Regions from separate parts of the Homo sapiens genome. Here region 1 is linked to region 2. A link is an interaction called in ENCODE POLR2A ChIA-PET data of the cell type or tissue named here. Cell type or tissue: OCI-LY7. All regions are shown on one strand.

Region 1 (8,000 bases), 110 kb after region 2:
CTCACGCCTGTAATCCCAGCACTTTGGGAGGCCGAGGCGGGTGGATCACCTGAGGTCAGGAGTTCAAGACCAGCCTGGCCAACATGGCAAAACCCCATCTCTACTAAAAATACAAAAATTAGCCAGGCATGGTGGTGGACACCTGTAGTCCCAGCTACTCGGGAGGCTGAGGCAGGAGAACTGGGTGAACTCAGGAGGCGGAGGTTGCGGTGAGCCAAGATCGCACCACTATACTCCAGCCTGGGTGACAGGGCAAGACTCCCTCTCCAAAAAAAAAAAAAAAAAAAAACAGAGAGAGAGAGAAAGAGGTAGACAAAGCCCCAACCCCTCAGCCTGCTAAGTGTCAGGGGCTAACAAAGACTCCTCCGTTTTCTGAAGAGGTGGCTAAGACCCACCTAGACACAGTGCACAGCTCCCTCAGGCCTCACCCCAGGGAATGGGTCAGACAGATGGCATCACCATCCCTATATTTACAGAGAAACAAACTGAGGCCTGCCCACAGTCAGCCCATCTGGGACCAGAGGCAGGGTGAGCACACAGGACTTTCAGCTTTAGCTCCCATACATCCTTTCCCTTGTGCTGCCCCAGCCCCATCCAGCCTGAAAACCCCAACATAAGACAGATGGGTAGCTTTTCCATTCACAGCTGTGGTAGACAAGGAAGGGACAAAGCAGAAGCAAAGAAAGAGTAAGATCAAAAAAGAAATCACTGGGGAGCCAGGGAAGGACAAACTGAGTAAAGAGCTTCTTCTCTCCAGGACCCTGCATTGACGTTCCTCTGGGAAGCACTCATTTCCTACCTTTCATTTCTAAGACCGCATGATCTGGGACATCCTTCCCTTCCTCGTCGGTTCGCTTTATTGTTCGGTCTTTTAGGTCCTCGTCAGTGGGACAAATTACAATAGCTTTGCGCTGGAAGCCTTCAAATGGTCTCATTTTTCGTCTCTGGGCTGACCCATAAACATTTGTCTAAGGGTAAGGTAACAGAAGAGGCAAGAGATGGTACATTAAGAGTTGGTTTTTTCCTCTGAGGGGTATTATGTAGGCCAGGGACTGAGAAAAGGATATCAGTGCTCCTTGTAAGCAGAGAAACTCAGGAAACAGCTCTTCTTTACTTAGAAGATTCTTGAGTCACCCTCAGCAAATGAATTGACTTAGGTAAGTGGCTGCAGACAGGCACAGGGCAAAGGATTCCTAATGGTTGGGACTTTGCTTTTTAATCCTATTTGTTCTTGGTACTGGACCTTACAATTTCTTTTCCCTATTCTAAAAGCTAATACATACTCTTGGTAAAAAAATTCACAGTATAAGGCATAAAGTTTAGAGGAAAAACCCCTGTGTTCCCTTAGTGCCAGCCCTACTTCCCAGAGAGAATGAAGAATGAATTTCTTCCGTGCACTTTTAGAAATATCTATGTGATTTTTTTACACAAAAAGAATTGTATTATGCACATCCTCCTGAGGCTTTTTCATGTAACGTGAAACTTTCTCTGAAGTTTTTCTGTGCAGTATTCTTTTTTAATGGCTGTGTAATACCTATAGATTAGCTATGCTACTAATTAACCAGCTCCTTTGGACAGTTTTGTAGTTTGTTCTTATTAACATTGGTTCTTTTATTCCCTCAGTCCTTCTCTGAAACATCAGCCTCACCCACAAGCTTCTAACCAGCAAGCTCTACACATCAGGAGACTCTGCTTTTCGCAAGTGCAGTTTTGCTCCTAATGTTTCCTTCCCTTCCTCTAAGTGATGGCAGGTGTGTCCTGGGCTGGTGCTGGCAGAGCGGTGCTCTAGCACATATGTGGTTGAGAGCAGTAACAACATCGGCTTCCATTTACCGAACACCTCCTTCATGTCGGGCCCTTTGGGAATGGGGCCTACCTCTGTTGGATTCAGGGTTCCATAGACTCAGCCTGTATACTTGAATCACGAGGACACTACTTAAAAAGTGAGCAGCTCAAACTTCATTTGAGACTTCCTGAGCCTGAACCTCTAGAAGTAAGACCCAGGCACCTATACAGGTACCCTCCCTATGGAAACTCAGGAACTCAGCAGAAACGGAGTAAGGAGTTTTTAACTGCATTTAAACAATTTTTTAGTGGCTCTAATAGGGACCCAAGAAAGAAGCCACAGATGGGGAAAACAGTCTGTAAAGGGGTATATACAAATGGACCAAAAAAAAAAAAATGTATTCTGAAGATGTGGCCTGCTTGGGTGCAAAGAGTCTAGGGTCAAGTCCTGGTGTGGCTACTAACATACCTTGGCCAGTCCTTATAGTTGCCTCATCTGTAATACGGGGTTGAAAAGCCTCCCTCCCTGGGCTGGCAAGGACTGAGTAAGAGAATGTCCATAAAGCAATTGACAAAGTGCAAGAAACTACTCAAGTAGGGGGACACAGGTGGCCTCCAGGGCAGAAGACACCTTGACAGGAAGCGGGCAGTGCACTGGGATGGCCCAGCCTCAGCCTGCTCCTCTGTAAAATCAAGCCCTGAAAAGGGAAAACGGCATGGATGTCTTAGGGTTGCTGTGAGGACTGAATGAGTCCACGTGAGTAAAAGCCCTCGTCTAAGCCCAGGCCCTGGCTCATAGCCAACACTCAACAACTGTGAGCTGCCATTGATGTGGTCATCACTGGGTAGATATTTATACTGTCATGTTGACTTGAAGCAACTCAGACCAAAGAAAAGGTTAAGCTTATAGTGACCTCCCAAGCAGAAAAGCAGGAACAGTGAGACAGGGTGGAATGAACACAGGCTTTGGGGAAGAAACTTGGGCTTGAAATCCCCGCTGTGCCCTTTACTATTTGTGAGACTCAGACAAGTCCCCAAGTAGCCTGAGTCTCAAATTTCCTCGTCTGAAAGACAAGGATCATCACCCTCGTCCTGGCTCTGGAGAGCATTTGCAGATGTAAAAATCTCTGGCTAGTGCCAAAGGAGTGGGCAGTGAAAAGTCAACACCCAGAGTGGATCTGAAAATAAGACCTACAGGACTGACTATCCAGGAGAGGCTTCCCAATGGAAAATACCAAGGAAAATTGAAGCTTGAGGAAAAAACAAGGTTTCAAGAGATCGTCTTCTAAGACATAGGAACAGGGTGCTGGATGTGGATTAGCCAGGGGCCAAGGACTCCAGCACAAATCTGCTGGAAGTTCTGGGGCCGTGGGTGCAGTTGCTTAAACTAACCAGATCCTCTGGCCCTGAAACACGCGCCAGGAAAAAATGTTCTTCCCTGTCCCCCAGGGAAAGTGTCCCTACCCTCACGAAGGAGGATGTGGGCAGTCATGTGGGTGACAGGCACACACATACTGTTCTTGGGGTCTTGGACACCGGCCCACAAAGAGCACTTGGGCCACAAATGGTTTGAAAAGGAACATCATGTTACAGAGGAAAAGTTAAGTCCCCTCTCCCCACTACTCTTCTTTGACTCCATTCCTAAAACCAAAGCAGAACGTGGCATCTGGTCATAGGAAGAAAGAGTTTGGCTTCCTCAGCTAAATATAATTTTCTTCTGACACAAAAGCTCAGAGTAGGTAGGTGCCAGGGTGAATATGGCCCCAGACCATTCTGCATTTTTTTTTTTTTGCCCCTAAGTGATCCTACTTTGATTCCTCTGAACTGCGAGGGCATGGAGTGACAGTCCTGGAGGTCTTCCATGTGGTACAACTGCCCTGTCAATGTCCTGATGAGGGGACAGAGAAGAGAAGCAATGCTGCCAAGACGGCTAGCCCCTGCAGCTTCATGGGATGAGAGGAATGGAGGTGGAGCAGATTGGACTTATAAATAGCTGGCCTTTGTCCTTGGAAGTGGGTAGACTCAGAGATGGCTTCTCAGGCACTTTGGAATTGAGGTGCTGAGAATCAACTCAGCAGTGGTTTTTAAGACTGCACCTCCCTCCACTTACTCCTTCGTTTGGGGAAGGGAAGAAGAGTATCTAAACCACACCAGCAGAAATGCAAATACTTGGCTTTCCTGGAGGAAAGGGAATTAGCTGCTGGTGGCTGTTGCCACAGCAAACACAGTGAGGTCACAGCCCCTGGGCCAGCCCAGCACTTCTGTGGTCGCTGGGGGCTGCTGGCAGCTGTTGCTATGAGACCAGCACAACAGCTAGGTCAGCTTTTCCAGCTGCTTTGGTTCCCTCTGCCTAGCTTCTGCTTCTCCCAGTCCCACCCTGCTTGAAGATGTTGATTCCAAGAGAAAATGTGGCTGTCTGTGTTCCCTGAACCCTGTGACATGGACTAAGGGACAAGAGTTGGGTTTCTCAGAGAAGCTATATGGGGAGTTTTGGTGTATAACAGTCTGAGGGAGGGAGGAGGGAACACAGCAGGTACGAATGATGATGTGACAGCCCAGGATCTCTCAAGCCCCACTGTCCCTGTCTACTCTCACTTGTCACAGCTCACCAGGGTCATACTGGCAGCAGGAGAAACCTAGCTAGATCTGAGGAGCAAAGTGAAGGCTGATGAGGAAAGATTTACTTTGGGCTCAGAGTGAGGTGAATTCCAGTCAAAAGAACCACATTTATAGGAAGAGAACTGGCTGGTGTGTCAAGAATGGAATGGGCTTCAGGCTCTAGGGATGGCTGGCTGGGGATGAAGGAAAGAAACATCCTTCCTCCAAGGCCTGCAAATAAGACACAGGTTACGGTGGGAGACTATTCTAGCCCTGGGTTTCTGTTTCAGGCGAAAGTGTGGCACCTGCTGACCAGGATGCAAATGAGGACTAGAACGACATGTTCTGACTGTGACGTCAACCCATCCAGCCCTGATTCTAACTGATGCCTGGCCTGGCTCTAGCTGTTAGAGCCCTCTAACGGAACTCCCAGGCAACAGTGCCCTACTCTGGGGTGGGCTTGGGCAACATGGCCCTGCGGAGGCTCCCCAGAAGCCTCCAGAAAGGCAACTTGTTTGCCTCACAGCAGGCCAGTCAGTTCCTGTTCTGTACTCCATTTTGAGGCCCTCTGGGACAAGGCCAGAAAGCATCTCATTCCAGAGGCTTCCCACCTCCAACAGAGGACCCCAAAGAGACACCTGAAGCAATGTGGCCTTCTACTCCACCTTTCTCTCTCCTCTGCAGCCTTTTACTAGCCAGGCAAATTTATCCACATTCCTCCGGATGAAAACCTAACCATGACTCCCCACTCTCCTCAGGACAAAGCCCCAACTCTTTTAATCATCCTCTGTGCCCCGACTCAGACATTCCACCTCCAGAAAGCTTCCCCAAATTCCCACCATGGCCCCAACCATTCTAGACTATGGCTGTTTGGGAAGTCAGCAGAGCTGTGATCTATCAGTACACTGAGTGCGTGACTTAGCAGTCCTATAGTCCTCTGCAGAGGCTTCAGCTTCCTCTCTGGTCTACCTCTTTTTCCTCTTCTGATGTTCCACAGCTGTGATGCCCACATCATCTCAAAAGGCTACTCAGGTTATCACAGAATGTAGGTCAAAGCCCCGATATACCTGAGAGTTTGTGCCCAATCACATACATCCCAGGGTAGGAGTTAGAGTCCTGGCCAGACAAACACAGAATCCTGGCTTACAAAGGCCCACCTGGCTTCTGCAGACAACCTCTCCTTCCCTCTCAAGGATGAGCATTTCTAAGGCCAACCTACATAACAGGAGGCTGGAAGAGCCAAATCTGGGGAGATCTGACCACTCAGGAAAAACCAGTAAAGGCAAAAGATGGTTCTGGGCTGAGATCCAGGAACTGCAGGGATTTTGCCTGTAGTATGGGTTTCCCCTTTGGAAATTCCACCTAGCCCAGGAGACAGCTATGCATCATCAACTTACCTGTCACCGCCAAAGCTGGTGGAATGGAAGTGCCAGGATTGGCCAGGGGCCTGCTCTGAACCCTCTATACACAAACACACAACTTCCCCCTCCCTCTTTCTCATACCCAGAGTTTTCTGGAACCCACTTTTGGGGTTTAGGCCAAAACAGGTGAAACCACTGGCTTTACAATCCCTCCCTCAGCCTGAGTAGCCTATGGCTTCAGGCCCCGAGGCAATCCTCCAATCTGTGGTTAACCAGAGAACCCTCCTCCCCAGCCTTCAGAGTTTAGGTTCTCTGTCTCATTGTTGGCCAAGATCTCTTGGCCTGACCCACATGTCCCTTAAGCAGGAGGCTGGTAGCCCTGAAGACCACAGGCATACCTGGTACAGCCCTAGACCCTGTCCCTGAACAAGCCAGCAGCAGCCAAGAAGGCTGACAGTAGGTCTTCAGAGTGCAAAGCTGTCATGGGCCTGGCTTCCAGAGAAAACCCACTTCAGCATCCTGGACAGAGATGTTAGACGATCCACTCTAGACTATAATCATTCTCCCCTAGGCCACATATTTGAAATGAGTTTCACAGCTGATTTAACCAGCAAACCAAGAAAAAGACAGGGAGGAATACTGGCTAGGGTATCCAAAAGAGGTATGTATCCTCAGAGTGTTAAAATGGTATTACTGCTCTCCCTTTCACGACAATGAGTCCAACTGGGGTCAATACAGACTAAAAAAATTCTTGAATGCCCCGACAAGGAGGATCAGGTAAAGTGAGGCCAAGGGTTTAAAAGACAAATCTTCAAAGCGGAGAGAACACTGATTGTACACAATATGAGCTGGGGGGATAACCACGGATGGCTTTTAGACTATCCTGTGCTCAACTGTTTTGTGTAGGATCCTCATTCCTATGTGAAGGCAACTCGGTCTCTGGCGATTCCTTTCTAACAAGCAAACTACCATTCTGACAAAGCCAAACGCTGTCCCCACCTCCACTCTTATCAGGAGCCCTTTGAACTCATGGTCACCAAGTATCCAGGCCTACACGTATGGAAGGCACTTCAGGAAGGCTACAAGGGCAGGGTGTTACTTAGTTTACATATTTGCTCACTCACAGGTTCTTAAGAAAGCACAAATGCAAGGCTGAAGGGAACAGAGGCTCATTCACAGATCCCCAAACATAGAAAATAAGGAGACACCCTTTGTTACTTGTGAAAGCCTTCAGGACAAATGTCAATAGGCAATGACGTTGCATAGGCAATAACCATGTGGAACTCATTACTCTGAGACAGGAATCTGTAATGATTTTTGGGTCACTCATCCTTTTGAGAATGCTGAAAGATAGGGACAAAAAACTGTTTTTTTTTCCCTTCTTTTTCATAAAAAGGATACACCTGCAGCTGCATACAATATTTATGTTCAAATACAAAGGTTCCAAGGTCCCTGATGTTAAGAACTCCACCATTAACTGAAGTGTAGGTAGAAAATATGACTTAGGTATGTACCTGCCAGTCATACGTATTTGTGAAGAGAAAATGACGGAAGCAATAATAGCATTTACCTTACAGCACTGCTGTTGGCATGAAAGCTACTCTACCTATTCTGTAGAGTATTTAACAATAATCACCAGCTACTAAGTGCCAGGTCCTGCGTTAGGGGTGCAGATGGTATTGAGATCCCTGTTTTACAAACCAAGAGATGGAGATTCAGAGAATAAAGTCAGCTGCCCAAAGGCACAGAGCTAGGGAGTAGCCGAGCTGGCATTCAAGCTCCAGTCTCTCAGGCTTGGAAATCCATACTCCTTCCATTTTGCTAAACAGTTCTTACCTGATGTTCTTTGGGGCTGCTGATGAGTCTGAGTAAGTAGGCCTAGATCATGATCCCAGTCCAGGCTCAGCTGTGTGTAGTACCATGTCATCATGTATGACAAGGTCTGACCCCCCCGACTAGCACAGCAGTCCATCATCATTACGGGGGAAAAAAGAAAGGGACCAGAGGGAGATTCTCAGGCATGCAAGGGGTCCCCTCCCTTCTCCTGAGGACACAATGGTCATCATTAAGTACCTGATCTAGGATATAGTTGCGTTTCTTGCGGGCAGCAATCTGGATGAGGCGGTTGAGGCACTGGGTGGCCTGCTGGATCAGGACATCCCAGCGGCCAGCATAGTTCCGCTGCCGGCGTAGGCCCATCACCTGCGGGCAGGAATTGGTGAGGGGTGAGTGATTTTAGTTGCAGGGCAGCACTCA
Region 2 (8,000 bases):
AGGCACGGTGGCTCACACCTGTAATCCCGGTACTTTGGGAGGCCAAGGCAGGCGGATCACTTGAGGTCAGGAGTTCCAGACTAGCCTGGCCAATGTGGTGAAACCCCATCTCTACTAAAAATACAAAAATTAGCCGAGTGTGGTGGTGGGCGCCTGTAATCCCAGCTACTTGGGGGGCTAAGGCAGGAGAATCACTTGAACCTGGGAGGCGGAGGTTGCAGTGAGCCGAGATTGCGCCACTGCACTCCAGCCTGGGCGACAGAGGTGGACTCCGTCTCTAAATAAATAAATAAAAATAACATAAAAGAAAAGAAGTAGCTACAGCTGGGTGCAGTGGCTCACACCTATAATCCTACCATTTTGGGAGGCCAAGGCAGGCAGATCACCTGAGGTAGGGAGTTCGAGACCAGACTGACCAACATGGAGAAACCCCATCTCTACTAAAAATACAAAATTAGCCAGGTGTGGTGGCGCATGCCTGTAATCCCAGCTACTCGGGAGGCTGAGGCAGGAGAATCGCTTGAACCAGGGAGGCGGTGAGCCAAGATCGTGCCATTGCACTCCAGCCTGGGCAACAAGAGCAAAACTCCATCTCAAAAGTAAAAAAAAAAAAAAAAAAGAAATATCTACAGACAGAGGGAATGAGAGGGGAGAAAGGGATAGCAAGGGGGAGGGAGGAGACAGGGATGAGATGAGGTTTCTGGTGTGGGCAAGCAGGTGGATGGTGGTGCTCTTCACTGAGAAACGGACTAGGTGAGGCAAAGGAGCACGCCTGGGAGGAAGATGTCGAGGTCAAGTTCAGACAGGATTAGTTTGCTGTGGGACATCCAGGGCGAGAAGCCAAGCAGGGCTCTGACAAGCAGTCTGGCTGGGGCTCTGGGCAGCCCTGGCATACGGATGGACATGAGATCACACAGGGCCATGTGTAAAGCGGAACAAAGGCAGCCTGGCCAGCACCCTGAGGGACACCCCGGGGCCAGAGCTCCTCGCGGCTCGGCGGTGCCCTCCTCCATGTGTTCCCAGGCCTGGCTTTCCCGTTGCTGTGGGGGAAACTGATGAATGTGTGCTTTCTTCTAAGTGGGGAGCCAATTAAAAGTTAATGCACATTCCAGTGCCAAGTGAGTGGGCGGTGCTGAGTACTGAGGGCCTGGCAGGACTGTCCAGGTTAGCGTGGGTAAGAGCCTGCAACCAGCCCCCTGAGGATCAGGACTCGGGGCTACTGGCAGAGGCTCCTGGTTGCCTTCCCAGTATACTATTCCCCTCCTCTGTTAACAGAGGTCTCAATCTCCCGCAGGCAGCAACTGCCGGGACTAAAGTATTATTAATACATTTCTCAGTCTCCCCTGCAGCTAGGAGTGGCCCAGGAAATGTATGCAGATGTCACTAGGTGGGACTACCCAGAAAGCTCTATAAAGGTGGGGGTGTGGGATAGCTGGGATGTGCCATGTCTGGCCTTCCGCCTTCCCTCTACTTCCTGCCTGGAAGACCCCCTGGATCTAGCTGTGCCCCAAAACAGGACCCTCTGGATGTATGGTCATTGGAGTCAATAACTTCCCTCTTTGTTGACACTGGCTTGACTGGATCCTTGTCCCTGATACTAGGATTTATCAGGGGATCACAGCCCATTTCACATGGGCCTAGGGCGGTCCCCTGGAGCACTCCAGGAAGCACTGGGGACCCACCCTGTTTCTCAGGACTGTGCATTTCCAAGAGGAAGGGCTGTCAGGCCTTCTCCCTGCCCTCTCCCCACACAGGCGAGCCCCCAGCCAGGCACACAGTAGGTGTTTTTTAGTGATCAGGTCCATCCTTCTGCCCTAAGGCAGGACTGCTCTCACACTTCTCCTCCAGAGTCCCAAGAGAACCCTCAGAACTCTATGGAACCCCCCCAAAAAAGAATCTGTCCTCCTTGGGAGCCATTCCTTTGGCCCAAACACAGGTAGGGGACCTCAGGTAATTCCAGCCCCCCGCCCCTAGTCCTGTCCCCACGCACCTGCCGCTGAGACTCATAGAGGATGCGGTCCATGGTGTTAAGCAGTGTCATGCTCTTGTAGAGCTTCAGCACCTTCTCCTTCGGCAGCTGCGGGTGGAGGCACAGATAGACGTGGGGCAGTTGGGACCAGAGAGGAGACAGGCAAGGGGCCTGGGCGTGGGGGGCACGGGAAGTGGGGGAGGCCGCCTCTCACGTGGGGGTCCTCGCTGGGGTTGATGATCTGGCCTTGCCGGTCCATGACGCGGTAGATGGGGATTCCAGAGATGACGTTGGGCTGGATGAATTCCAACTTATCTATAAACTCCGCCGAGGCCCCTGGGAACTGGGGCTTGTCATCCAGAGATGAAAACTGCTGCTGCTGCCTGGGGGGGTGCTGGGGAAGAGAGCAGAGGAGACCACCTGCATCAGAAGCAGCACCCAGGTTTCCGCTGGCTCAGCCCCGGCGGCAGGCAGGCGGCATGGTGGTTGAGCATGTGGCCCCAGTGAACTCTGGGGCCTGACTCACAGGGTCTGAGCCCCAACTCCAGCACTTTCTCACTGCGACACTTTGGATAACTGACTACAACTTCTGTGTCTCAGTTTCCCCATCTGAAAAACTGGGATGAAAACAGTTAACACCTATCCCATAGGACTGTTGTGAGGTTAAATGACTCAATCAAGTGGCTGGCAAGTCAATAACTGGTAGCTATTACTATTCTCATTACCATAGGCCCAAACTCTTCATCCTGGCATTCGAGGCCTCCCCATTCTGGCCACAGATGCCCCCTCCTCTCTCTCTCCCACTGTGACCACAGACACACATGCCCACTGCAGGATGCCCTCTAGGCATACAGACCAGCTCTCTTCTGATCCCTATACCATACACCAGCGAAGCTACTCAGGACAGAGCTTAAGTCTTTGAGCTCTTAAGAGTCAGACTGCCTAGGTTCAATTCCCTTACTGCCTTTAGGAGGCAGAGGCAGGCGAATCTCACTTGAGGTCAGGAGTTCGAGATCAATGTGGCCAACATGGCGAAACCCTGTACCCACTAAAAATAGAAAAATTAGCCGGATGTGGTGGCACATGCCTGTAGTCCCAGCTACTCAGGAGGCTGAGGCAAGAGAATCACTTGAACCCGGGAGGTGGGGGTTGCAGTGAGCCGAGATTGCGCCATAGCACTCTAGCCTGGTGACAGTGAGACTCCATCTCAAAAAAAAAAAAAAAAAAAAAAATCCCTTAGAGGGTGATATGGCAAAGTAACTTCCCCTCTCCACGTGTCCCCTTCCTTGTCTATAAAAATGGAGAACCCCTCATGGAAATGAGAGGCTTAAACAAGATCACATGAATAAAATGTTCAGCAAAGCATCTGTAAGCCACCTAACAAATGCTCAAAACAATCTTAGCAATTCTCATTTCTCCCTCTCATCTCTGCTTGCTTTACAAGAAGGTCTCTTTCCCTATCGCCTGGCAAACTGCTACATACGCTTCAGTGTCCACTCTACTCTGGTCCCAGCTCCCTCTGCGAGCCCAGACTGACTCATTCAACAAATATTTGAGCACCTGACATGTTCCAAGCCCTGTGCTGGGTTCTGGGGACCTAAGACAGGCAAGATATCTGTCCTTGCTGCCTAGCAGGGAGGGCAGACACTAAACAAGTAACAATGATGGTGGTTCATATTATCCTATAGCAGAAGAAAGCGAGGGTAAGGCTTCCCTGGGGAAGTGATGTTAGAGCTGAAACCTGAGGGATAACCAGGAGGCAGGGAAAGCACATTCTCGGCAAGGTGTATAGAACATGCAAAAGACAAAAAGTGGCCAGGCACAGTGGCTTATGCCTGTAATCCCAACACTTCGGGAGGCTGAGACCAGCCTGGCCAACATGGTGAAACCCCATGTCTACCAAAAATACAAAAATTAGCTGGGCGTGGTTGCGCACACCTGTAATCCCAGCTACTCAAGAGGCTGAGGCAGGAGAATCACTTGAATCCGGGAAGCGGAGGTTGCAATAAGCCCAGATTGCACCAACACATCCCAGCCTGGGCAACAGAGACCCTGCCACACACACAAAAAAAGACAAAAGGCAAGGAATAGTGTGTCCTTCATGGAAGACAGAAGGAGCTCAGGGCCTGGCAAGGTGGCTCATATCTGTAATCCCAACACTTTGGGCTCAAGGATTACTTGAGCCCAGGTGAGCCCAGGAGTTCAAGACCAGCCTGAGATCACATCTCTACAAAAAATTTTAAAAATTACTCAAGCATGGTAACATACACCTATAGTCCCAGCTACTTGGAAGGCTGAGGTGGGAGAATCGCTTGACCCCAGGAGGTGGAGGCTGCAGTAAGCCATGATCACACCACTGCACTCCAGCCTGGGCAACAGAGCAACATGCTGTCTCAAACAAAAAAAAAAGCTCAGAGGGGCTGGAGGAGTCCTGCAAGGACATCACACCTCCTCAGGTCAGATGAGGAATGGCTGAGAAAGCCCAGGAGACCTGTGAGAAGCCTATAAATGCTCAAAGGGATATGAACCCACTGGGACTCTTAGCTCTGGAGCTAGGCAGCCTAGAACCAGCCGAGGCGTTGCAATAGCTCCCCCTTATGAAGCACCTGCTGTAAGCCAGCTGAGCCTGGCAGGCACAAGCCTACTAACTCCTCGGGGAATTTGTGAGGTTGATTATCTGCCATTGCCCTTGAGTAGATGAGGAAACCGAGGCCTGGGGAGGTAAAATAACCTGCACCAAACCACAAATTTAAAAAAAAAAAAAAAAAGGTGGGGATGCTGGGCAGTGGCTTACGCCTGTAATCCTAGCACTTTGGAAGGCCAAGGCAGGAGGATCACATGAGCTCAGGAGTTTGAGACCAGCCTGGGCAACAGTGAGAAACCCTGTCTCCACAAAAAAATACAAACATTAGAAAGGCATGGTGACACATGCCTGTGGTCCCAGCTACTTGGGAGGCTGAGGCAGGAGGACTGCTTGAACCTGGAAGGATGAGGCTGTAGTGAGCTGAGACTGTGCCACTGCACTCCAGCCTGGGGGACAAAGTGAGACCCTGTCTCAAAAAAAAAAAAAAAAAAAAAAATTACATCAGAACTGGGCTTCCAACGCTGAGATTCAGGCTCCTAGACATCCATGCTCCTCACCCCAACTGCCCCTGCAGCCTGATTTTCAAACATCTGCAACTTTTCTTCCCACTACTCCCGGGATTCCTCCGAGGTCAGTAATGGTGGCTTCACTTCCCACAGATGTTAAAGAATGGCAGGGTTTGCCACAAGCTGGATCTCACACATGCGTGCTCAAATGTGTCCCTCCGTCTTCCTTTAACTGCAGTGAACAAGCTGTCCACAGTTCTAGCGGGGTAGCATGTTCAGTGTGTGTATTTATTTGCATTTGTAGTCGTGAGGAAATTACACTCCCAATGGCAGGGCAGATTCAGGCCTGGCAATGTCACTGCAGGCCTCCCCTTGTGAGGAGGAAACAGCCGGCCTCTTGCAGCACAGTGCTTCCCCCTTCTGAGTACCCAGCATAGCCAGACACTGACCTAGAAGATTGCTTTGTTTCGTGTCTGTCTCCCACACACACCACAATCCCAGGAAGGCAGAGACAGCGTCCAGGTTGCCTTCACAGCAGGCACTCAAGAGGGAATTCCTGAGTGAATGCATGAATGGGCTGTTAAGTTCCCTGGCTCTGGAGTTCAACTGCCCTGGGTTCTAATTTCTTAGCTCATTGTGTGGCTCTCTGCAAAAACACTTCACCTCTCTGAATTTCCTTATCTGTAAGAAGGCTGCAGAACACCACGTGAAAAGTTGCTAAGTTAACTCACACCAGGGGTTCAGCACCGATCTGGGACGTATTACATACTCAAAACTTGGTAAGAGAGAGAAAAACAAAATCTAGGAAGGTGAGAAGTGGGAGAAAGGGAAGTGACTACACTGTATGAGATAGGGAAAAGAGGAGCTGGGAAGAACTAACTGCACCTTAAAGTGGATACTAAAATCAAACTGTGGCGATGTGCAGCGGCTCATGCCTGTAATCCCAGTACTTTGGGAGGCTGAGGTGGGAGGATCACTTAAGGCCAGTGGTTCGAGATCAGCCTAGGCAACATAGTGAGTCCAGCCTAGGCAAAACCCTCGTCTCTGAAAAATTTTTAAATTAGCCAGGAAGGCTGGGCGTGGTGGCTCACGCCTGTAATCCCAGCACTTTGGGAGTCCGAGGCAGGCAGATCACCTGAGGTCAGGAGTTCAAGACCAGCCTGGCCAACATAGTGAAACCCTGTCTCTACTAAAAATACAAAAAACAGCCGTGCATGATGGTAGGTGCCTGTAATCCCAGCTACTTGGGAGGCTGAGGCAGGAGAATGGCTTGAACCTGGGAGGCGGATGTTGCAGTGAGCCAAGATGGCACCATTGCACTCCAGCCTGGGTGACAAGAGTGAGACTCTATCTAAAAAAAAAAAAAAAAATTAGCTGGGAATGGTGGCATTTACATGTAGTCCAGATACTGGAGTTGCGGGAGGCTGAGGTGAGAGGATGGCTTGAGCCCAGGAGGTCAAGGCTGCAGTGAGCCATGACTGCACCATTGCACTCCAGCCTGGGCAACAAAGTGATACCCTGTCTCAAAGAACAATAAAACCAAACTGTGGCCCCAGCAGATACTCCAGAGAGGGAGACTGAGGCACAGGGGAGACGGCATGCTGATGGAAGAGGACCGAAGGCTGAAGTCTTCAGACGGGCACTAAGAGGGGAGGCCAGAGTCTGAGAACAAACCACTGTGTCAGGGCAGGACTGTCAGCCTCTAGAGGCTGGACAGCTATCTTCACGGCACCCCAGTGTGCTCCACATACTGCAGCTGGGTCTCGGCTGTACCCTCCTCCCCTCTTTGCTGGGCTGGTGGAGATAATGGTAGTCCCCAGCCCCAGGGTTGCTGCCCCAATTCAGTGAGCTATGCAAAGGGCTCCACGCTGTGCCTGGTCCTGAGGAAATGCTCCATAATGGGAGTGGGTGGCCAAATGCCTGCAGAGGAAGGATGCGACTCCACCCATCTGTTCCTCTAGTTTTTGGAAGGGGGTGGGGGAGTCTGTCCCGGTGGCCAGTGATTTACAATGGCAGAGGCTGCACAGATTTACACAAAGCTTCATGCCACGTCCTCTCCCACCATGCAGGAAAGCACAACCTGCCCGCTCTGGATGGTCTGGTCTGCCCAGGAAGTACTGGGGTGACCCTGGTGGAGTCACTTGAAGGCACCATGGCTAAGCGCATGGACTCTAACTGAGCAGACCGCTGCCTGATTATGTGACTTAAACTCCCTGAGCCAAGTGCAGTGGCAGACGCCTGTAATTCTAGCTACTCTGGAGGCTGAGGCAAGAGGATCACTTGAGTCCAGGAGTTCGAGGCCAGCCTGGGAAACATAGTGAGACCTCGTCTCTACAAAAATAAATATATAAATAAAATTTAAGGCCAGGTGTGGTGGTTCACACTTGTAATACCAGCACTTTGGGAGGCCAAGGAGGGAGGATCGCTTGAGCCCAGGAGTTCAAGACCAGCCTGGATAACATGGCAAGACCCCATCCCTACAAAAAATTAGCTGGGCATGGTGGTGCACACCTGTACTCCCCAACTACTTGAGGGGCTGAGGTGGGAGGATCGCTGGAGCCCAAGAGGCTGCAGTGAGCCAAGATCACACCACTGCACTCCAGCCTGGGTGACAAAGTAAGACCTGTCTCAAGGAAAAAAAAAAGAAAAAATTTTTAAAGAAAAACTCCCTGAGCCTCAGTTTCCTCCTGTGTACACCGAGGGTGGTATAAGTACTTATCTCAGGGGTTGTCATGAGGATTAACCGAGTTGACCTGTGTGGATTGCTCAGCCCAGTGCCTGGCACATAATGTTTCATAAACACAAGTAGTGAGTAAGTATTTCTCATGATTGTTCTTGTTAAACAGATACTGAACATTTGCTCCAAATCATGCCCTGAACTGAAGGCTAGAGACAGGGAGGGATGAATGACAAACACTGAACACACAAGTTATAATCAAGA

Evidence for each region. Peaks named below come from ENCODE experiments on the same cell type or tissue, not always from the same donor. Only the 100,000 strongest peaks of a DNase experiment are listed, where the experiment ranks them.
Region 1: POLR2A ChIA-PET joins it to region 2 with 12 read pairs; 3 of 35 experiments call an interaction of 5 or more read pairs at or near these places.

What each region holds. Positions count from the first base shown.
Region 1 is chr19:41,294,504-41,302,503 of GRCh38, reverse strand. HNRNPUL1 (heterogeneous nuclear ribonucleoprotein U like 1) reads right to left here. Exons shown (of 15, transcript NM_007040.6): 10 at 7,818-7,946; 11 at 800-968. Among named protein-coding and RNA genes, the nearest start is that of CCDC97, 12 kb to the left of the region's middle. RefSeq lists an enhancer at 817-2,016 and a silencer at 3,966-4,260. In OCI-LY7, no CTCF peak of the experiment used is centred here; a DNase peak (open chromatin) is centred at 4,723; H3K27ac peaks cover 1,518 bases.
Region 2 is chr19:41,405,000-41,412,999 of GRCh38, reverse strand. BCKDHA (branched chain keto acid dehydrogenase E1 subunit alpha) reads right to left here. Exons shown (of 9, transcript NM_000709.4): 2 at 2,184-2,363; 3 at 1,991-2,077. Among named protein-coding and RNA genes, the nearest start is that of BCKDHA, 11 kb to the right of the region's middle. RefSeq lists enhancers at 3,160-3,209, 4,519-5,474, 5,475-6,429. In OCI-LY7, a CTCF peak has its summit at 4,571; a DNase peak (open chromatin) is centred at 4,569.